3 separate regions of the Homo sapiens genome follow, and regions 2 and 3 are each linked to region 1. A link is an interaction called in ENCODE POLR2A ChIA-PET data of the cell type or tissue named here. Cell type or tissue: HepG2. All regions are shown on one strand. Each heading gives the region's core, and the rest is flanking DNA. Links, peaks and the distances in the headings are about the cores only.

The links. Peaks named below come from ENCODE experiments on the same cell type or tissue, not always from the same donor. Only the 100,000 strongest peaks of a DNase experiment are listed, where the experiment ranks them.
Region 2: POLR2A ChIA-PET joins it to region 1 with 13 read pairs; 3 of 35 experiments call an interaction of 5 or more read pairs at or near these places.
Region 3: POLR2A ChIA-PET joins it to region 1 with 39 read pairs; 4 of 35 experiments call an interaction of 5 or more read pairs at or near these places.

Annotation. Positions count from the first base shown.
Region 1 is chr6:1,322,009-1,329,417 of GRCh38, reverse strand. It overlaps FOXF2-DT (FOXF2 divergent transcript), which reads left to right. Exons shown (of 3, transcript NR_187218.1): 2 at 4,491-4,665; 3 at 5,210-5,943. Among named protein-coding and RNA genes, the nearest start is that of FOXQ1, 14 kb to the right of the region's middle. In HepG2, for the core only: no CTCF peak of the experiment used is centred there; DNase peaks (open chromatin) are centred at 2,627, 3,637 and 4,297; H3K4me3 peaks cover 577 bases.
Region 2 is chr6:833,529-840,937 of GRCh38, reverse strand. No RefSeq gene overlaps it. Among named protein-coding and RNA genes, the nearest start is that of EXOC2, 140 kb to the right of the region's middle. RefSeq lists an enhancer at 1,236-1,785. In HepG2, for the core only: no CTCF peak of the experiment used is centred there; a DNase peak (open chromatin) is centred at 3,337; H3K27me3 peaks cover 418 bases.
Region 3 is chr6:1,051,186-1,058,594 of GRCh38, reverse strand. All of the region lies in intron 1 of LINC01622 (long intergenic non-protein coding RNA 1622), which reads left to right. Among named protein-coding and RNA genes, the nearest start is that of LINC01622, 46 kb to the left of the region's middle. In HepG2, for the core only: no CTCF peak of the experiment used is centred there; DNase peaks (open chromatin) are centred at 1,914, 2,354, 2,724 and 3,404; H3K4me3 peaks cover 2,156 bases.

The sequences.
Region 1 (7,409 bases), core at 1,287-6,286:
GAACTTGGAGAACATTTGGCTGAGTGAAATAAGCCAGGCACAGAGACAAATACTGCCTGATTTCACTTATATGTGGAAGGAATCTAAAAAAGTTGAACTCATAGAAACAGAGACTAGATGGTGGTTAACAAAAACCGTGTGTGGGGATGTTGGAGAGATCTTGGTCAAAGGGTGCAAAATTTCAGTTAGGAGAAATACATGCTGGAGATCTGTTATACAGCATGATGACTATAGTAAATTATAATGCATTGTATGCTGGAAAATTGCCAAGAGAGGAGATCTTAAATGTTCTCACCAAAAACAAACAATAAGTATGTGTTGTTGGGTATGCTGATTAGCTTGATTTAATCACTCCATAATGCATGCATATCAAATCATCACTTTGTATACAATCATATATAAAATAAAGAACAAATCAATCTTTAACCTGAGCCTGGTGCTGTACAAACCCTCAAATATGGGAGACCTGCCCTTCTATGATCCCTGCTTCATTTATTGTGGCATTAAAAAGTTCCTCTCATAAAGGAGACTATTAATCTCTCTCTATCTCACTCTGTCTACCTCTGTCTCCCAGAATTAATTCTAGGTGTAACTTTAGGTGATAGAAATGCAGAGTCTTCAGGATGAACCAGACAACTTTATTATGCTCTTAGAATTCAGGTTTATCAACTGTTCATTTCCATCCCTAAATAATAACAGCTAAATTTAAGTAGTGCTTACTATGTGTCAGGCACTGTTCCAAGAACTTTGCATATAATCACTCATTTAACCTTTACAAGAATGCTGTGAGGTCATTACTATTATTATCCTCATTTTATGGGAGAGGAAACAGGCACAGAGAGGTTACCTGCTCAAGGTTACAACAGATGACACATGGTTGAGCTGGGATCCAAATGTGGGCAGGCTGGCCTCAGAGTCCATGCTCTTAATCACTGAACTACATAGCCTCTTCACTCTCGAATCTTTAACTTTAGAAATCAGCTCTAGGCACGAGAGCTGTTACTGGATTGAAGATCCCATGGTAGGATCCCTGGGACCAAAGGCCCCTGTCCCCAGGCAAAGCCAGTGACTCAACACCTGAGCCTCAAGGCAAGGGGATCCCCATCTCAGCCTCTGTGGTGTGCTGGAGCAGGCTCCTACTAGCTCATGGCACAGCAGCCAGGGGTTGCATGTGCAGGAATGTCCCATCCAGTGTTTGGCTGCTGATGGTTTGAGATGGGCCATTGTGAGTACATTTTCACCATGGAATTTAGCAAATGCTGCAAGTCAGAGGCCATTTCCTAGATCACTGTCCCTACTGCAGGATCCCAGTCTTGACTGAAAGGGCCTGGTGTGGATGCAGAGAGCCTGCAGGGCTGAACTGTGGTGGGGGTGAGTATTAAATGCTTTCAGCTGCCCTATCTGCTAGAAGGTTCTCTCTGAAGGCACGGGAAGTGCTCAGCTCCAATGCATGGCAGCTGAGACATGCCCCTACCAACCCGGGGACCTCTCAACCAATCACGCCCTTGTCTCTCTGGTCTCTGCTGGGATCATTCCCAGGCAAGTGTATCATACCATTCCCAGAGTTTTCTCATGGCCTTCAGCACTAGTCACTCTCAGCAGTAGCTGGCTGGACAGCTCACCCTGTATCCACTGCTTTCTGTCCACCGGCTCACCTCCCTCCTCCCCTACTTATTTCTGGCACCTACCAAATTAATTTGTGCTCCAACTCTTTTACTGAGAGAGGGGTTGAGCGGACGGGTCCCCCTGCAAGCCACGGCAGGGAGTCCTTTGGCAGCCGAGGGTGCAGCCCGGCTTGATCTCTACTTCAGGGCCAGGAAGCTCTGCTGCCATGAAATCACGTTTGCTGTATGAATTTCATTTGCTTGTGGTGACAGCACTCAAGATCTCCTCTCTTAGCAATTTTGTTATGGCACTGCTTGCTATCACAAGGGTCACAGATTGTTTCATTCATACCTGACACCTCTGCTAGTGAGGTGGGAGGCTGAGGCAGGGGAATTGCTTGAACCAGGGAAGTGGAGGTTGCAGTGAGCCGAGATCGTGCCACTGCACTCCAGCCTGGGCAACAGAGTAGGACTCTGTCTCAAAAAAAAAAAAAAAAAAAAAAGATAAAATGCTAAGATCGGCAGCAGGGTTATCTTTTTGCAGACTGTCATTTGTCTTCTCCCCATGCCGGGACTGCCCCTGCGCCTCTTGCTCCTTATTTTGAAGACTTGATACTGTGGCTTTGCTGCCCCACTGCTGGGTTTCATGGTACGTGACCCTGCCCGCCCACCATGCCTTCCTTGCCTCTCTGGAGATAACTGCATGACAGGCCAGGGGAGAACCCTTTTCTCCAGGGGAGATGTGGTAAAGTCTAAAAGCGTTCCTAAGGAAAGGAGTGACCTGCACCCATTATCATCATCCTGACACAGCTGAGAGGGCTTGGGCTTTCGGCTCCTAAGCAGGCATCCCCTGAGCCTCCTCCAGGAGGGCAGCGTGAACGTTGCTGGAGATCCAACAATCAAGGCTTCTCTAGTAGGATGCGTCAGGGAAGCTGTCTGTTTGAACCAGTCTGCTCCCTGGCCTGGCAGGGAACAGAGAATGGAGGACTTGGATCCTGTTTATCCTTTAGATTCCTTCTGACTTAGAGCTAAAGCCTGGCCTTGGCTACTGGGCATGCTTAGCACTAACAAAGTGTTTCCTTCTCCAGTAGGGCAGAGAGAGGAAGTGAGGGGAGGGAGTGAGGAAGCCGACCGGAGGGTTGTGCAGGGGTGCGGGGGGTGGGGGTCTCTTCTCCGACTCACTGCAATCCTACCTGTTTGCTCTGCATCGCTCCCGTTCCCCTGGAGCCTGGGTTCTAAACATAGATTGCATATTTTATTAAGCCTGTGTTTGCTTTATAACTTTGGTGAAAAGCTGTAGGCAGCAGCAAAATGATCTGTCAAAGGAATTTAAAAGCACATTTCTTTAAGCACAGATGGTCCCCGACTTATGATGATCCAACTTACAATTTTTCAACTTTGCAATGGGTTTATTGGGTGGTGACCCCACTGTAAGTTGTGGGGTGTCTACACACTGGCATTGATTCACATCCTGGGACAAAGGAAGAGGGACCCCCAGAAGGGAAAACTGATTGTGACCTATGGGTGGTAGAACTTAACATCACATTTGCTGTATGAATTGAAGGTACTGCTGGTCACCACAAGTGTCATGGATTGTTTCATTCACACCCAACACCTCTGCTAGTGAGGTGCAGAAAATACAATGCTAAGATTGAAGCAGGGTTTTCTTTTTGCAGACTGCCATTTGTGTTTGTCTGTGGACAGCTGTGTTCAGTACTCACACTGAGTCCTTCCAAGGCTTACAAGCTGGTCCACTTGGACCTTGCAATTAACAGAGGTGTGAGGAAGGGAACATTGTGTTTGTCATGGATCAATGATTCCCTGTGTCTCTCCGCCCAGTCCCCCTTCCCCCATTTTTTTCCTTTTTGTAGAACTTATGCCCCATTTTTATTATGTAACTCAACAGAATGACTCAAAGGGTGATATTTCAGGCAGCAGAATGAGCTGGGGTGGGGGTTTGGGATCGGTGAGGCAAACAGAAAAGTGTGTGGAGAGAGATCTTATCGGGCAGAGAATTTGGGCTCCCTTCATGAATCACTCTGTGCAAACAGCCAGCCATTGGGCCTGCATGTGGGCTGGGTCTTGATTCTATTGAATCAACTGTGACTAAAAGATACGGTAGTTCTAATTTCCTGTGACTCATGAAAGAGCCTTATTGGGCAGGATTTGTTCTAGGCCCCAATCTTTTAGCTGAAACACTTCAACTTTGCTCATGGAAGAGGGGACTTGGGCCGCCAGACAGCTCTTTTCAGTCACACCTCATCGTGAGGTTGCATTTTAGAAAACATGGGCTCAGATTCATCTTTGCTGGATCCAAATTGGCTGAGTTAGCCTACTGATTTCAACCCCCTGAATGAGCTCAACAAATATTTCTGAAGTAGATGCTGAAGTCACACAAGAGTGGAGAAGGTGCTTGTCAAAGTCTTTGCCTTTCTCAACTCCAGGGAGAGGAACTACCTGGGCTTGAGGGTTTGTTTCAGCAAAAATCTAGAATAGGCCACATCATTTTGCACTTAACCATGATGAGGACTTTTATTGCATGTATGAATGTCCCCAGAGGCTATTACTCAAAAGGGCTCAGCTAATAAATAGGAGAACTAATAATTATCTTTTTTCAGATTGCTGACTGTGTGCAACTGCCGCAAGGGGTCAAAAGTGCTTGGTTTGCACAACATCTCCCCGGCATTCTTACACGTGTGGTTATGGAATCAGGGTGCAGGGAAGGGTCATGGAGCAGAGGGAATTGCATGTGCTCGATCTTTTTCACATTGGAGCTGCTTTCTGAAACCCGGCACGGGGAAGGTGAGGGTGCTGGATAGTTTGGGGGGGCCACAGAGTCCTGTGGGTGTTAAATCTCGGTCCCCCTCTGGGGACTTGTCCTTGCAGGGTGCTCATCCAGGCCTTAAAAGTTGGCAGCATCCCCCAGGAACTACCCTGTGAACAAATCCAGGCTTTCGGAAGCACGTGATTCTGCAGAAATGCCACATTCTCTTCCACATGGGCTGTGGGCTCTGAGTCCCCCTTTGCTTCCTCGGCCTATGTACCTGCTGAAGAAGACAGTGTGAGTGAATGTGGGGAGGGTGGAGGCAGCTTCATGCTGGTGTGGTTCCCCTTTTAGATGTTGGTGCTTGACACATGCCCATATTGAAGTGCAGCAGGCACCAGGGCCATAGATGGCTTTGCCCAGAGTGGGAAGGGGCTGCTACATACTGTGCATGATTTAAGAGGTACTGGGAAGTTTAGCTTTGCCCTGAAAACATGCCCCCCTAACTAGCCCCAGTTAGCTGAAATGCTGCAAATAAAGCTGTATCTCCTTTAACTTAAACTGTTATTGGGAAGGTGCCCTGGTTTGGGCAATTCAGCAAGTGTTACCCTTCACTCTATGAGAATGGGTTCTTGGGGTCAGGGCTGTCGAGGTATAACTCACATGCAGCAAAAACTTCCACTTTCTAGGCGCTGAGTTTGGCCAGTGTGTGCAGTCCTGAAGCCACGTCAGGATGTAGAGTATTTCCCTCACCCCAAGGTTCCCTGTGCCCCTTAGAGCTGTGCCCACCATAGCCCTCAGCAACCACGGATCTGATTTCTGTTCCTTCTGCCTTTTTCAGTGTGTCGTGTACATGCAACCTAAGGAGGTAACCTTTTACCCAGCCTGAGACTTCAGAGGGTATTCATATTGGGGACCAGCAGCCCGTGATGTTTGTCCCCCAGAGAGGGGGAGAGAGCTGCTGCCTGCAGAGTGGCTGCTCCTGCTTTGCACGGCCCCTGGCTTCTGCATCCCTCCATCCTCCAGCTGGGCACAGAGGTTGCCAAAAGGGCCAGTAGGAGGAGAAGGCTTCATGGAGGACGGGGGCAAGAGCGGGCCGACCATGCTGGCTTCCTCGCCTTGTGTCTGGCTGACTGCACAGGCCTGAGGAGGTAACCAACAGCAGAAACAGCTCTGGACAAATGAGCAAAGGAAGACTCGACTGAGTTTCCCCAGAATGGAGAGGAGCTGAGGAAGCTCCAGGGCCCACAGCGGAAGCTGGTGGACCATTTCACTAGGACCCTGGGAGCAAATCAGTCTGACTTGTGTTTGGCCCCTGAATCCCCCTGCTCAAGGCTCAGAGTCCTGGAGAATTGAGGGCAACCCCCACATTGCATGCCATGGATGGTGGCTTCCCCAGGGGAGTCGGGGTGCTAGGACTAGAGCATGCCTCCTACAAATGTTGACTTCCCCAGAAAAATACCAGCTCTCTTAAGTAAGGGTGGGTCTATCTGTGGGGATGATAGGGTCACCCTTATTATTCATACGTTCCCTGGGCCTGAGAACTTACCTGGAATACACTTTGTTAAATAGTAATATTTATTCTTATTTGAGTTATTTTTTTCAGGGCTTTTCTCTAGTTGCTGTATTTATCTTCTTTCAGTGTTTCCACATTTAGCATTAGTATTCTCATGTTATATTTGTATGAACACATATACATTTGTTCCCATGCCTTGAGGCCCTTGGTGCTAATTACATTGATATTTTTATGCTTTATTTTTCTTTATTTTTTTAGAGGCAGGAGTTTTTTCTCTGTCACCCAGGCTGGAGTGCAGTGGTACCACCATAGCTCACTGCATCTTGAACTCCTAGGCTCAAACGATCCTCCCACCTCAGCCTCTCAAGTAGCTAGGACTGCAAGCACAAGCCGCCATGCCTGGCTAATTTTTTGTTGTTCTTGTTACTTTTTTGTAGAGAAGACATCTCACTATGTTGCCCAGGCTGGTCTCGAACTGCTAGTCTCAAATGATCTTCCTACCTTGGACTCCCAAAGTGCTGGGAGCACCCAGGCTATTGCATTTTTAGGTTATATCAACTCTGCTACCCTGAGAATTGCCTTTAGACTTTGTTCTTAAATAAACAAAGGACTGAGCTGATCCTGTCAGCCCAGAGCAGCGGCCTGGGAGCCACCATGCGACCCAGCCCTAAATGCCTTGCTTATGATGAAATCTCTTGAAAATAGCCCAACTTCTGTCTCCTGCCTGTGAAGTAAGCATTCTCCTCTAATTCTCAAAGCTGGGATTTTGTGAGAAACTTAAGTTGTCAGGAGCACACTGGGGGAAACATAATTGGAAATACATGTTATGACCCATTAGAATGACAAGTTGTATATATCCATTGTACCCTAAGGCATCCAATATATTCTGCTGTGTTTGTAAGTACTTTAATCATGTTGAAGAATGACATACTGAAACTTGTCCCTGAGATTCACACTTGATCTCAAGTTGATTGAGTTTAGGGAAAAGGGAAAAAAAAAACACATTAGCGTGTTATTTTTGACATTATATGAGGGTTTTCATGGGTGTGAACTGTGAGGGAGGTGTGCAAGACATGTTCCAGCCCAACCCTCGTCCTTATGAGGCTTGCAGGGATGACCCGTTTCCCTAAGGTCACCCAGCTGTGTGAGACACAGCTGGAATTTAGACTAGGGTCTCTTTAGTGTCTTCATTCTGAGTTCTTTTTTTGAATGGGCAACTTCTGTGATTTTGAGCATGACCAGACATTTAACTACAGTGGGTAGAGCCAGCCAAAGGTTGCAAAACTTTTCTACTTCTTTCTTAATGGCTAGAAATTGGTGATCAGAAATAACAAATACATGTCAAAGATGTTGAATTGTATAGCATTTTGGGTTTCAAACAGATATGATACAAAGGTTCAATTATGGCAAGGCTTCAAAGTTAAACTGTTCCTGAAAACAGTGACAAAGAGGGTCCAGGAATGGGAAGGGAAATGTGGTATTATGTTAATGTTTATGTTTGGCTGCAGTTCACCAAAAATGAAGG
Region 2 (7,409 bases), core at 761-5,760, 490 kb after region 1:
TGATTCTTAAATAACCCTGGGACTTCTAAAGTATATGAAACCAATATGCCACCGTAAGAACCAACAATGGCTTACAAAAAGGAAAAATAAAAATTTGAGTTATGCAGTAACTGTAATAAATTTCGAAAGAAATGCCAGTAAAACATGTCATATGGGTTGGGGAGTTGGCCCATGAGTTGAGCAGACTAGAATCTTCCCACGGCGGCCACTTACCTTCTCCCGTAGACTCGACCTACCTGCCTGGGCAACATGGCATGTCAATAAAACATCTTCCAGAGTGGTGCATTTGTCGCAATCCATAAGCCAACATTGACACGTCATTGTTACCCAAAGTACATTAGATGTCACTCTTGGTGTTGTGCATTCTATGGGTTTAGACAAATATATAATGAATGTATCCACAATTATATTAATACTATCATACAGATCAGTTTCACTGCCCTGAAAATCTCCCGTAATCCTGTTCAGCCCTCCTTTCTCCTCCCTCCCCAGTCCTGAGCAAACTACCAATCTTTTTACTCTCCCCACAGTTTTGCCTTTTCCAGAATGTCACATAGTTGAAATCATACAGTTTGGAGCCTTTTCAGATTGGGTTATTTCACTTAGCAATGTGCTGATTCCTCCATATCTTTTCATGACATGATAGTTAATTTTGATTTTAGTGCTGAATAATATTCCATTGTCTGGTGGTGCCACAGTTTATTAATCTGTTCACCTGCTGGAGGACATATTGACTGCTTCCAAATTTGGAAAATTATGCATAAAGGGCAGCTATAAACATCCACATGTGGGTTTTTGCATGGACACAAGTTTTCAACTCATTTGGGTAAATGACAAGGAGCATGATTGCTGGATCATATAGTCAGGGTACTTTCAGTTTTGTTAGAAACCACTAAACTATTTTGCAAAGTGGTTGTACCATTTTGCATTCCCATGGGCCATAAATGAGAGTTCCCGTTGCTCCACATCCTTGCCAACATTTGATATTGTCAGTGTTTTGGACCTTATAATAGCTGTGTAGGTGTATCTCTTGTTGTTTTAAATTAAAATTCCCTAATGGCATATGAAGTAGATCATCTTTTCCTATACTTACTTGTCATTTGTGTATCTTCTTTGGTGAAGCTGCTGTTCAGATATTTCCCTGTTTTTTTTATGGGAACTCTCCATACTTTCACTAAATTTTGCTGTAAAGTTAAAAACAGCTATAAAAAAACTACTTAAAAATTTAAATAATTCTAAGAGGGACAAAAAATACAAAATATAATAAAATTCAACTGACTTTTCAACCAGACCAGTGCCTCACATCTAAATGAATATTGTGCCACCAATCCAGTATTGTGTCTTCAAACTAGAGAATTATGAAAACATCATGAATAATAATTTTTGAAGTTTCTATTTTTAGTAAACATTTGATTTACTTGTCAAAACATAATTTCCCCTGAAAGCCTTCTTGAACTCTTCTGAGCTGAGTGAGCGACTTTTCTCTCTGATCTGAGAGCATCCTGGGCATACGCATCACAGAGGTTTCCCACTGTGGAGTGATGGTGGGGTTCCTGTCTGGCTCTGCTAGAAGACTTTGAGCTCCTGGAATGTAAGGTCAGCAACTTGCTTCTCTCTGTCTCCCAAGGGCCTAGCAAAGAATCTACTAAATAACTGCTTATTGGGTTAATAACTGAGTAAATGCATTTATGTACATGCATAAATGCAGCTACAACTATGACTATTGTAATCACATCTTTCCCTAATTAATCTAAAAAAGCCAAAGCTGCTTCACACATGACTGAAACATGCTGCATGTTTAGGAAGCGATCTCTTCTACTGAAGAGCTTAGTGAAACTATTCTACATTGAATTAATCAGAGAGAAATACATATAATAAGTCACAGTGAATACATCATAAAGTGTCATGTAATATGTTAAATAATTCCTTTATTTACTGTAAAAGTCATTTTAATATATTTAAGTACGTAGCATCAGCTGCTAAGCAGAGGCTCTGCAGGGTCTTCACTAAAGAGCAATTTGTAATCAACTATTTGTGAAATTGTTCTCACAGGGTTAACAAGAATTACGTACTGGGTTCTGGACAGAAATATAATTATAATTAATCATCATCGGGCTGCACTTTGGTCCACTTTGTTGTAGCTAAAGGTCACTCAATGCTGACCATTTACATCCTCATTGTTCCTATATAGGAATCGTGTCTGACATTGGAATCATAAGGCTTTTGCTTCAGATTTACTTAAGATGTTCTTCAGACCCTGAATTCCACTGGGAATTGCTGATGCCAACCAGAGTGAAAATCCCCATGAGGAACCAAATCAGCATGAGAAGGCAGTTTCTTCATCCCCTCATCCCATAACTTCACCCTGCTCTCTTTGACCAGTCAACAATCCCCACATCCCATGACTTCACCCTGCTCTCTTTGACCAGTCAACAATCCCCACACCTTGGTCCATTCCAAACTCCTTAAAATCCCTAGCCCCGAATTCCTTGGAGAAGTGGATTTGAGGTTTCCTCCCATCTCTTTGTTCAGCTGTCCTAAGATTATTAAACTCTTTCTCTGCTGCAGTCCCCATTGTCTCAGTGTTTTGACTTGCCATGCAACTGTTTCTACAGAAGAAATTGAAAATATATATATATATCTATACATCTTTTTTGAAGCTCTTTATGCTACCAATATGCTAAGCAAATTGTTTTCTGATAAATAACTCCAAGGCAAATTTCAATTTGGTTCTGAAGGAATCATGAATTAAGGTAAATTAAATATTTGGTATTAATTAGCAAATATCAGAAAGAATGGGTTTGTAGAATATAACTATGGACAGAAACTAATTTGAATGACATAAATAATTCTCTAGTATATACTTTTGTGAGCTGATTTGTTTTACTTATTTACTTTTGGTTTGCTTTATTTTGAAAAGAAACAAACACATTTACATACCTTAGGTCTCTTAACGTTTTAAACAATATATAGCCTTCTTTGAAAAGAAAACTATTTTAACTGAGTTAGCTATCTCTGAATTAATAAATTCAAATGGCAACAAACTAAATTTAGCTTGGCTTGCTCTAAACAACTTTTCCCCCATAAAATCACTACATTAAAAGCCATGTATAACTGAACTAGTACAACCTAAAATAAAGCCCAATTTAAAAAAGTTAATTTTACAAGTCCTGACATAAACCTCAATCAGATCTTACAATTTTAACGTCCATCATTTGGACTGTAATGTAACAGAACCCAGAGGCTCTGGATTTGATGACAGGTCATTCTGTTACCAGTAGTGTGCTCTTATGTGAGTCACTTACCTTTGAGCTTTAGTTTCCTGACCTGCGAAATGTACATCATCAATGTCATCATGCATACTTTGCCTGGTGTAAGTAGACGTATTTGTTTATTGCCTAATATCCAGTAAAACACGGGCTAAGTGCACTGTGTTTTCCAAACTAGCCTGACAATAAGAACTGCCTAGCATACTTATTAAAAAATAAATAAAAGTTCCCAGAGCCCACCCCCAGACCTATTAAATCAGAATTCCCAGGGGAAAGCCCCAGTCATCTGTCTAAGTAACAAGCATCCCAAGTGATTCTTATGTTGCAAGTTTGGGAAACTGTGTTAAAGCATCTAAAAGAAGGTTATTTTTCTTTATAATGCTCATGAGCTGTTGAAGGAGTGAATACTGACCCTGAAAAAGATGCATAAAATGAATAGAATCTTACAGATCAGATTCTAAGTTCATACAAGGAAAAGATCAGTGTCGTTCTAACTGATCAAACTACATTGCTTTAAAACAGTGATTTTCCTACATTCGGATTTACTTAAGCACTGCTGCAGTAAAACCAGCCAATCTAATCCTGATGCTGTAACCAGGTAGCCTGGGGCTTTTGCACCAGGAGAAAAGGCTCCTGAGACCAGAAGCCAAGGTTGTTTCAGCCCAAGGAATGCTTATGAAGAGAGGACAGTACTGATACAAGGCAGTTCACCCGAGACTAAGAGCAAAGACCCTGGAAACCCCTTTCATCTCTGGCACGCATCACCACGCAAAAACCAAACCCCATATCCCAAGCAACGGTAGGTGAATGCCCACCCAGTGGAGCTGCCATAGGCAAAATAGCTCATGCAGCTCTTTGCAGTTTGTAATCTTTTGTCCTTTCCTTCCTCTTAGTGCTTTGCACTTCCATGCCATTCTCTTGTCCAGAAATGCCCTTTCTTGGCTTTATTCATGGGATTAGTGCATCCTTCTAAATGCTACTCCAATGTCACCTCTTCCAGGAAGCTCTCCTGAACTTTTCCCCACCCAGCGTGGGCCCCATGGTGGGTGTGGCAATGCTTCCTTTCCTCAGTGTGGCAATGCTCCCTTTCTCTTCCCATCGCTTTTTAAAGGCAGGGACTGTGTCTGTCCTTTTTGACTTTGTCTGCCCAGCACACAAATAAGCAGCCAGTGTGTAAAGGCAGGGAGGGGAGGACCAAGGGAGGGCCAAGCAAGGGGAGAGAGAGTACTGGGTGATTCACCATGAGCTGACAATATTATTAGCAACTGGGAGAGTCCAGGTGAAGTTCACAAAACTTCCCTAAATAGAGTCCATGCATGTGTTTCAGTGGGATATGTTGCCATGTTAAAAGCTTGCTCCAGCAATATTGATGGGCCAAATATGGACTGGCTGGGCTTGGAGTGCAGATTTTTACCTGAATACATATCCTAATAATACTGTTAACTGACAAAGAAGTAAACAGTAATCATTTTGTAAAGCATTAGTTCCCCTTTCATAAAATGGTTACTGTCTACCTCTTTGCCAGCGTGGAAAGTTATAGCTAGAAACTATAGCTAGTGCTGTAGAATCCTTTCAGGTCATAGAAAACAAGAATTCATGTCTTTACAGTTTTAATGACTTGTGAAGGCACAGACAAGGAGCTGGTGGAGGCATTAGGCATAGAGAGGATTTACAAGCTAGTTTAATATTTGAAAAGCCTAGATGAGTCATTGTTCAGGTTGTAGAGGTCAGCCCACACTGGGGGTGTGGGCAGAATCCTACAACATGTCTGTCATTAGAAAACTGGGGTGAAACCAAAATCCCAAGAGTATGTGAGAATATTCACAAAATCAGCTCAAAAGGGAAAGACTTTTTTAAAACATTTTTGATTCACCCAACAAGGGATCCTTGAAATGAAGCTGCAGTAGTCAAGCTTGACATTTAAAGAGGAAAGTTAAAAGACTGCTATTTTAAGACATATAAACCACTAAAATAACAACTGAGACCAGGTCTAAACATAGTCAACCAAATCTCAGAGATTAGTGTCCTTGGCCTGTCTCTGCGTGTGTCTAGCAGCCGCTGAGTGATGGCCCTGGGCTCCTTGAATGCCAAGCATAGATTCTACTCATCTTGGTGTCTCCTGTGTGTGTCTCTCTCTCCTCTTTTCTACAGTGCTTTTGTTTGGCCTTCCCACTATTCCTCCTGAATATTCCCATGAAATTTGCAATTGCTTTTCCTATCTAGCAAATTTTCTAAATGCTGTTATGGGTCTTATTTGCTGCAATGAATGGGAAGTTGCCTACATTGCTTTATATTTACCTTTTTATCCCCACTGTCCATATTTTTATATGGATTTTATTTGTATTTACAACATTACTTAATGTAAGTTTTATTTTTCCTTACAATTTGACCCAGTGGTGGTGAAATGACAGTAAACACAGATGCGGGGGGTGGTGGAGGCCCTCCAACACCCAGGCTGCATGACACAGACCAGCCTACAAGCTTCAAGGAGATTTTCTCAGTTTGATCTTGACCAAAAAAAAAAAAAAAAGTCAGCTACGACAAATGATTTTCTTTTGAAGTATTGCCTTACCAGTGGCTCACATTCAAATGTTTACTTGTCAGAAAGTTTCCTCTGTGTGAGAATCATCCTGGGATTTTGCAATAGATGAAAGATTTTGTAAATTTAGTAACATGCATAACCAAAAGCAACTGTAAAACCCTAAAATTAGGCCAGAATTACCAGTGGAACATTCACCATGCATATAATATCCCTGCAAAATCCTTCAAATGAAACTTTACACCTAAAGATCTTGAGGTGATTAATACATGGAGATTATTTCTGCTCTGCAGTGTGGTCAGGAATAAAGCTTAGCCCCTTTGATAAGGGTTTACTCAGACACCCAAGGCACAAATGTCTTTCAATAATAAAGTATTCGAAGGAATGGGGGAGGTGGGGAATCTAGAATGAATTCCAAGTAAATCCCCATTAACATATTACCATGAAGACAAGTCAGTGAACTTTAAACTAATTCATTTTTTAAAAATGAGAACTATGGAGACCAATCTTTGTGGAGTCCCATGAGAACAAAAGCCTCTCAAGTCTGTCCAGAGTCATTCCTTCTCATTGCTGACAAACACTCAGAACAGGTGTGTCACAGTGGTTGTCACCTTGCATAAGGCCTCATTTGCAGGGTTCCCTGTGTGGTAAGAAAGATGGAAAGTGAAAGGAAGGAAGGGAGGAAGGTGGGAAGAAGGAAGGAAGGAAGGAAGGAAGGTAGGAAGGAAGGAAGGAAGGAAGGTAGGAAGGAAGGAAGGTAGGAAGGAAGGAAGGAAGGAAGGAAGGAGGTGTATTAGTCCGTTCTCATGCTCCTGTGAAGAAATGCCCAAGACGGAGTAATTTATAAAAGAAAGAGGTTTAATTAACTCACAGTTCCACAGGGCTGGGGAGGCCTCAAGTATCTTACAATCATGGCAGAAGGGGAAGCAAACACATCCTTCTTCACATGGTGGCAGGAAGGAGAACTGCCGAGCAAAATGGGAAAAGCCCCTTTAAAAAACATCAGATCTCGTGAGAATCACTATCACTCACTATCACGAGAACAGCCTGAAGGTAACCGCCCCCATGATTCAATTACCTCCTACAGGTTCCCTCCCATGACGTGGGGATTATGAGAACTACAATTTAAGATGAGATTTGGGTGGGAACACAGCCAAACTATATCAGCAGGCTAAAAGACCAATTTGAATTCCAAATTTTCTGAGTTTAGATCTATTAAACTGTTAAGAGCTGTTAAGATCCTATCCCTATCCAGTTTTGACAAATTCTAAATGTTTAGAAAAATTGTTTCCAGGTCTAGAGCATAAGTAATTGGGTTGAAAGCATCCAACTAAAACACAGGCTAAAAAAGGCATAAAACCCTCATGATTAGATATATTGGACTGATGTTACTTAGGAAAGTTTTCATGTAAATGTCTGAAAAGAGAGGAGCCCATATTCAAATGATAATATATTTTCAAATTCGATTCCAACTCTCCCATCTATCAGCCAACATGTCTCCATTCATGAAATCAGTTCAAGAAATAACACCAAAAATTATTGGAAAAGTATTGCATGGTAAGTATGGTGCTAATTACTTTGAATATGCTAAGTAATTTAAT
Region 3 (7,409 bases), core at 761-5,760, 270 kb after region 1:
TCACCCTGGCCAACACTTTGGCCTGAAGTTATTTAAACCAAGAGGCTTTGTATACAGTCATTGCCACACCACACTCTGTGTCTGCTGACCAGCACGCTGTGGGAAAACACAGTTAGGCCTAGCGTGCTGGGGCACTCACCCCCACAGTGCCTTCTTCCCTGGATATGGGATCCCAGAGTGTAAGAGTTGGAAGAAACACAGTATCAGTAATGACTGGGACTCTTCTTCAAATCAGTTCTAGTTATGTCATTCAGACCTGCAGAATGACATAACTACAAGGGGTTGGGGACAATTGGACAACTGTAAAATATTGCAAAACATAGTTTTAAGCTGCCCATATACCCAAGTGATAATGTATGGGCTTTTTGAAGATATCCACATGTCCCAGACAAACAGGAAAGGTAAGAACAGGCATTAAAGAAACCTCCATCTTGTTGTTTTTCAAAAAAGACACAGAAATCTGCCAGGAGAGGTTTAATACTCTTGTTATCAGGACTAGCACTTTCTGATTGCAAGTGGCAGATGAGCTTTATCATAAACCTAGCATTTAGAGTGCTTCCAAAAGCAATCTTAATCTCTTCTTATCTTCTCCAGGAAGACGAGGCTGCCGGCACAGCCAGCAGGGACTCGTTTTTATGGTTCTCAGGTGTCTAGATGCTGGAACCTGCTGTCTGGTTTCTATACATTTTACTTGCCTCCTGGGGATGATGGGAGCATATGCCAGGCTGAGATGGGTGGCAACCTACATTTTAATTCTTTAAATTGCTAACTCCACCCTTGAGCCTACAACAAGTAGGTCTGCACTGCAGAAAGAAATCACGTCGCCATGGGGTCGCTGCGAGTAGTTCCTTACTGGGTGGGATGTGGAAGGGGAGCGCTGAGGGACAGCATTGGGTGGAAGCAAGATAGCAACAGCTGCAGGGAGCAGCAGCGGGACTGGGGCGAAGGCTGTGCTCTGGTGAGCTCCGTGTAACACAGGAGGGCTGACGCTGGCCCAGATAGGCTGGCGCTTGCCAGAAAAGGGCATTAGCAGGAAGACCCAGGAGCAGATTTTCAACACGGGTTGCACAGTGTAATTAACTGGAGATAGTTTAAATATCCAGATTTTCAGACCACACCCAAACCAATTAAAAAGAAAAGGGCTTCTGGGGTCAGAACCCAGGCATCCATATTTTCAAAACCTCCATAGGTGAGTACAATGCCCATCGAAAACCATGGAGAACCATTGCAGTAAGACACACTTGCATATCACGTGTGTGACACATGTGTGACACCTTCCAAAAAGCAAAAGCATTTGGGGAAAATTAATGAAGAGTGATAAATAGCTTATCTTTAAAAATGTACATCTTGGCCAGGCCTGTAATCCCAGTACTTTGAGAGGCCAAAGTGAAGGGTCATTTGAGGCCAGGAGTTCAAGACCAGCCTGGACAACATAGGGAGACATCAACTCTCCCAAAAAAAGTACATCCTGCAAAGAACAGACTGGGTGAATATAAACAAAATGTTAGCAATAGTCATCTTTGTATAACAGTGTGGGACTATAGTTTATTTTCTTTTGTGTTATCTTTGCATAACCGTGTGGGACTATAGTTTATTTTCTTTTGTTTTCTTCTATTTCTCAGCAAAAACTCTCTAATCTTTTATAACAAAAGTCATACTTCAAAAAATCTCATGATAAACAGTTTGCAATTTGCTCATAAAAGGAGAGACCATATTATTTAAAGGATGGGGGTTGTTGTGGAATCTGGTGTGCCCCCTGGAAGATAGCACAGAGCTAACACAGGGTCTCTGGCAGCTCCCGGAGGGGCCGGAGCCAGGGGCCAGCACACCGACTCCTTGTGTTTGCCCTGTGTGGGGCCGCATGTCCTGGCTCTGTCAAGGCTGCCGGTGGCTCAGTGTCCCAGATAGGCGGTGCTCACTGTCTCCCAGACACCAGATGAGGACACCCAGGGCTGTGGAGCCTTTTTTTTTTTTTTTCTGAGATGGAGTCTCGCTCTGTCACCCAGGCTGGAGTGCAGTGGCAGGATCACGGCTCACAGCAAGCTCCGCCTCCCGGGTTCACGCCATTCTCCTGCCTCAGCCTCCTGAATAGCTGGGACTACAGGCATCTGCCACCACGCCCGGCTAATTTTTTGTATTTTTAGTAGAGACGGGGTTTCACTGTGTTAGCCAGGATGGTCTCAATCTCCTGACCTCGTCATCTGCCTGCCTCGGCCTCCCAAAGTGCTGGGATTACAGGCTTGAGCCACCTCGTCCGGCCGGCTGTGGAGTCTTCTGCTTCCAGATGTGCCACTGACTTTCTAACTGGCCCGAGTGAGGTCACTTACCCCGAAGCCTGATTGACAGCCCCTCCCCTGGAGTGCGTTGTGAACACTGAAAGTAGTGTCAGTGAAGGGCTTGGTTTCTCTCCAGCAAGAAAACTTGCTGTGCACAGTGCAAAGTCCAAAGACTTGAAGATACTTCAGAGGTGACACTCCCCCCGCCAAAGACTTCCATGAAGTGGGACCTGCTAGATGTTATGGTTCTTTCCATGAAGTCCCAGGAAGTCCTCCTGCTTTGATTTTCAAAGCTGCTATCATGCTGTTTTAGAAATATTGCTTTCACGGGTCTTCTCCAGTTGACAGTAGATGCCCTGTGGTTCATTTGTTCTCATGCTGGCCTTAGCTCTTTTAGGATAGCCTCCAGTCTCTGTGTTGAATAAGGCAAGGTCAAAGCAGCAGCCTCCTTGCATTTATTCCGTATGCAAATGCACCTTTAGCCTGTGCTATTCTCCAGGGCAGTGGCATGAAGTCAGGAATCACAGGGGATAGGTAGGTCTTATTCCCCCGCTGGGATGGGTACTCGTGGCCTGGAGCATGGACAGATTTCCGAGGATAGAGAGGAAAGGCAGGGGCTGGAGATTTTAAGTGGACTTTTCTCACCCACATGTGGAAAGGAAGTTTGGAGTAGAGAAGAGTTGTTCCCTCCGACACGTTTCAGGCCATGCCTTTACGTCCATCTAGCCTGCTTGTCATCTGCACCCCAGCACCCATCCCCTGCAGCCCCCACAGTAACACCAGGTCTGGCCTCAGAAGTGCCTCCCCCAGCCTCAGGTCCAGTCTCAGGTGACCGTGCAGGGTGCTGCCTCCTGGGCTCACTGCCCAGTGAGGAGAGGAGGCAACGGGGAGCTTCCACATCTCCTCTAAAGACTCACTTCTTTCCTCATTCCATCCTTTTCGATCTTTGCTTTGCCAGTTCCCACCATGGGCATCTGGAATGAAGGACGGGAAGAAAGAGAGAGGGAGAAAGGGGAAGAGGAGGCGTCTGCCACTGCCTTGTTTGCTCACTTCAAAGGGCTCCCTAATGAGTCTGTCTATTGTCTAAGCTCCTTGTCTATACCTGAGTTTTGCAATCTATACACCTAGGGAGATCACAGGGAACCGAAAGGAGCCTCTCACCGCAGGACGGGACAGCCCACCCTCCCCCTCCACATGGAATCAAAGGGGCAATTGTCAAAGGCAAATGAATTTGATCTGGAGGATTGCACAGATACTGGAACAGGTTCAGTGAAAGAGAAAAGAATGTGCATAGCCGGTGGGGGTGGAGGAGGCAGGAAGATGGGGAAGGGGAGCTGTTGGAAGCCAAGATCAAATTAATTCCCACTTAGATCACCTTTTGATGTATTTCCTCATCCCTGCTGCCACAGTGGTGAGCTCCTGGAGATTTCTAGAAATTCCTTTCCCATATCTATTCCCCACTCTGTTCCCTGTGTGCTGGGCCACTGGTTGTCAACCGGTGTCTGGGGAGGGAGGAGGTGATGAACATTTGCCAAAGTCGGAGATGCTTTCCATTGTCACCACAAGGGGAAGGGGGTCCCTGGCCCTCAGCGGTGGGTGGAGACCAGGGGTGTTTCTAAGTAGCCTACAATACACAGAACAGCTTCCCACAACAAAATATTATCTGACTTAACACGTCAAAAGTGTCATGATTGGCCGGGCGCGGTGGCTCACATCTTAATTCCTCCCACAATATGAACTGATGAAGTGGCAACAGTGCCAGATATGGCTTGCAGAATCCAGGATGTGTACTGTGCCATGGGTGTGCTGAAGGGGGATAGTCACTACTTCCCCAGCAGCATCCAGAACACTATGAAACCATGGTGCACACACTGTACTATGTGGCTGAGAAGATGCTAGAAATGGGACAGAAACACTCTTAGTGAGTAGAATTTCCTGTTTCCAAATTTCTTTTGCTTGAGCAGTGTCCACAGAAGACAAAGAACTACTGATATGAATATGTGCATGTCTGTGTCTGTGGGTATGGCTGCAGTTATGGCTGTGTCTACGGCTACATCTGCTGTGTCTATGATTACGTCTATATTTATGTCTGCCTCTATGGCTATGGCTACCTTTATGTCTATGTCTATGGTTTTGTCTACGTCGATATCAGTGTAGATGTCGATGTTAATGGCTATGTCTATGGTTTTGTCTATGTCTATGTCACTGTTGATGTCTGTGTTGATGGCTATGTCTGTGTCAATGTTGATGGCAATGTTGATGGTTATGTCTATGTTGACGGCTATGCTATGTCTATGTCTATGTTGCTGTTGATGTCTGTGTCTCTGGTTATGGCTGTGTCTATGGCTATGTCTATGTCACGATTGATGTCTGCGTCTGTATTGATGGCTATATATATGGATGTGGCTAGGCTATGTCTATGGCTATGTCTACGTCACTGTTGATGTCTGTGTCTGTGTTGATGGCTATGTCTATGGCTGTGGCTATGGCCATGTCTAGGTCTATGTCTACGTCTATGTTGCTGTTGATACCTACATTAATGACTATGTCTATGTCTACGTTGCTGTTGATGTCTGCGTCTGTGTTGATGGCCGTGTCTATGGCTGTGGCTATGGCTATGTCTAGGTCTATGTCTACTTCTGTGTTGCTGTTGATACCTACATTGATGACTATGTTTATGTCTACATGTACATCTGTAGTTATGGCTATGGTTGTGTTTATGTCTGTGTCTGTGTCCGTGGTTGTGTTTATGTTCATGGCTATGGTTATGCCTATGTGAGTTTTCGGACCTAAATTGGGGTCCGTTGTGGAGGACTAAGACTTCCAGTATGTCTTTGCTCAAAAAAATACCCAGAGAATATGATTTAAGCTCCAAATGATAATTAGTTATTGGATCTCTGTCTTGTTCAAGTGCTTAGTTACCATTGCCACATATGCCTTCAACAATCCACAGTTATTGATGTTTTCCTATGTGTCAATTACTGGATAAGCACTGAGTACACATGGGTGAAAAGGACAGACACTGCCCCTGTCCTCATAGAGTAAGTAGTCACTTGGTTGCTCACTCTTTTTCTCCCTCCTCTTTCAAAGCTTTCATGAAATTCCATCCTAGTTTTTTTTTTTTTTTTTTTTTTTTTTCAGACAGAGTCTCACTCTGTCACCCAGGCTGGAGTGCAATGGCACGATCTCGGCTCACTGCAAGCTCCGCCTCCTGGGTTCACGCCATTCACCTGCCTCAGCCTCCCAAGTAGCTGGGACTACAGGCGCCCACCACCATGCCCGGCTAATTTTTTGTATTTTTAGTAGAGATGGGGTTTCACCATGTTAGCCAGGATGGTCTCGATCTCCTGACCTCATGATCCACCCACCTCGGCCTCCCAAAGTGCTGGGATTACAGGTATCAGCCACCGCACCCGGCCTCCATCCTAGTTTATGACAGAGGCTATGAAGTACCAACAGCAAAAGTATCTCAGAAAGATACCATAAAAAGCCTACAGAAAACATACCTATAAAAAGCCTTCTGTGAAAGTTGTCTTTTAAGAGCAAAACATAGAAGCACAAATCATTCCACACAGCCCACTGTTTAGGAGTCACAGCTTACTGGGCAATGCCAAGTGCATCAGAAGGATGGGGGGCTATGGATCCTTTTGGGAATGAACTCATTTTCCAGTGAGATGAACTAGTGTCAGGAAGGGAGAAGTGGTTCTGAATACACCCTCAGGTGGACAGGTCACAGAAACCTACCACCAGCCAAGCCTTGGGGACTCATCTCTGAGCCTCATGAAAGAGGAGCTAGAGGTACTATCTTCATGAAGAGGTGGTGAGATCCAGAACCCAGTGACCAAGGATGTGTGGGGAGTACAGGGTGTCTCGGGCAAAGAAGGACCAAAGAGCACACAGGGTGCTTTTGCATCTTCAAGGCTGGCAGCTGCAGGAACGCTGGGAGAAGACACTACTGGCTCACATATTGATGTCGTCCTTGAGGATAGATCTTGGTAAGGGGTCACCCTCAAAAGCTCTTCCTGCAGGGACCTTGTTGTGGGCTGAATTCTGTTCTCCTTAAAATTCATACATTGAGTCCTGACCCCCAGGACCTCAGAATGTGCTGTCTTGGAGATAGGGTCTTAATGAGGTAATTAAGGTAAAATGAGGTCATAGGGGTGGGCCCTAATGTGATGGCTGATGGCCTCATAGAAAGAGATTAGGACTAAGACAACACACAGACTGAGGGGTGACCATGTGAAGACACAGGGAGAAGACAGCCATTGACAAGCCAAGGAGAGAGGCCTCAGGAGACAACTATCCTGCCCACATCTTGCTCTGGAACTTCCAGCCTTCAGAACTGTGCAGAAATGAATGACTGTTGTTTTAGCCCCCTCATTTGTGGATTTCGTTATGGCAGATCCAACAGACGAATGCAGACCTCAGTAAGAAGAAAATGGGTTAGAAGAGCACTAGGGGCCCTTCATGGCTATTGATGAGGCCCTCTTGGACAGGCTAAAATCACTGGGTATTTTCAAGGGCAAGCATTATGAATCCAGCAGCAAAGCCAATGGAAGTTGTTACAGTTAATGTCAGCCAATAAGAACTGCTATGGTTTGAATGTCTGTCCCCTTCAAAACTCGTGTTAAAATTTAATCCCCAACATGGCAATATTGAGAGTTGAGATCTTTCAGGAAGGCTCTTCCCTGATGAATGAATTAATCCATTCATGGATGACTGGATTAATAGATTAATGGGTTATCCTCGGAGTGGGACTGGCAGCTTTATAAGAAGAGGAAGATCTGGCTAGCATGCTCAGCCCCCTCACCATGTGATGCTCTGCATTGCCCCAGGACTCTGCAGAGAGGCCCCACCAGCAAGAAGGCTCTGGAGCCCCATATACAGCCTCTCGACCTTGGACTTATTAGCCTTCATAACTATAAGAAATAAATGCCTTTTTAAAATAAAGCACCCAGTTGTGGGTATTCTGTTATAAACAACAGAAAACAGAGACAAGAACCTGGAGAATAAAAGACCCACCATGAATATTGAAACAAACAAAGTATCTCCTCTTCATGCCAGTCCTTCTAAAGGCCAAGCCTTGTAGATCTTGGATTCCCTCTTCTCTCTCATTACTCATATTTATTCCCG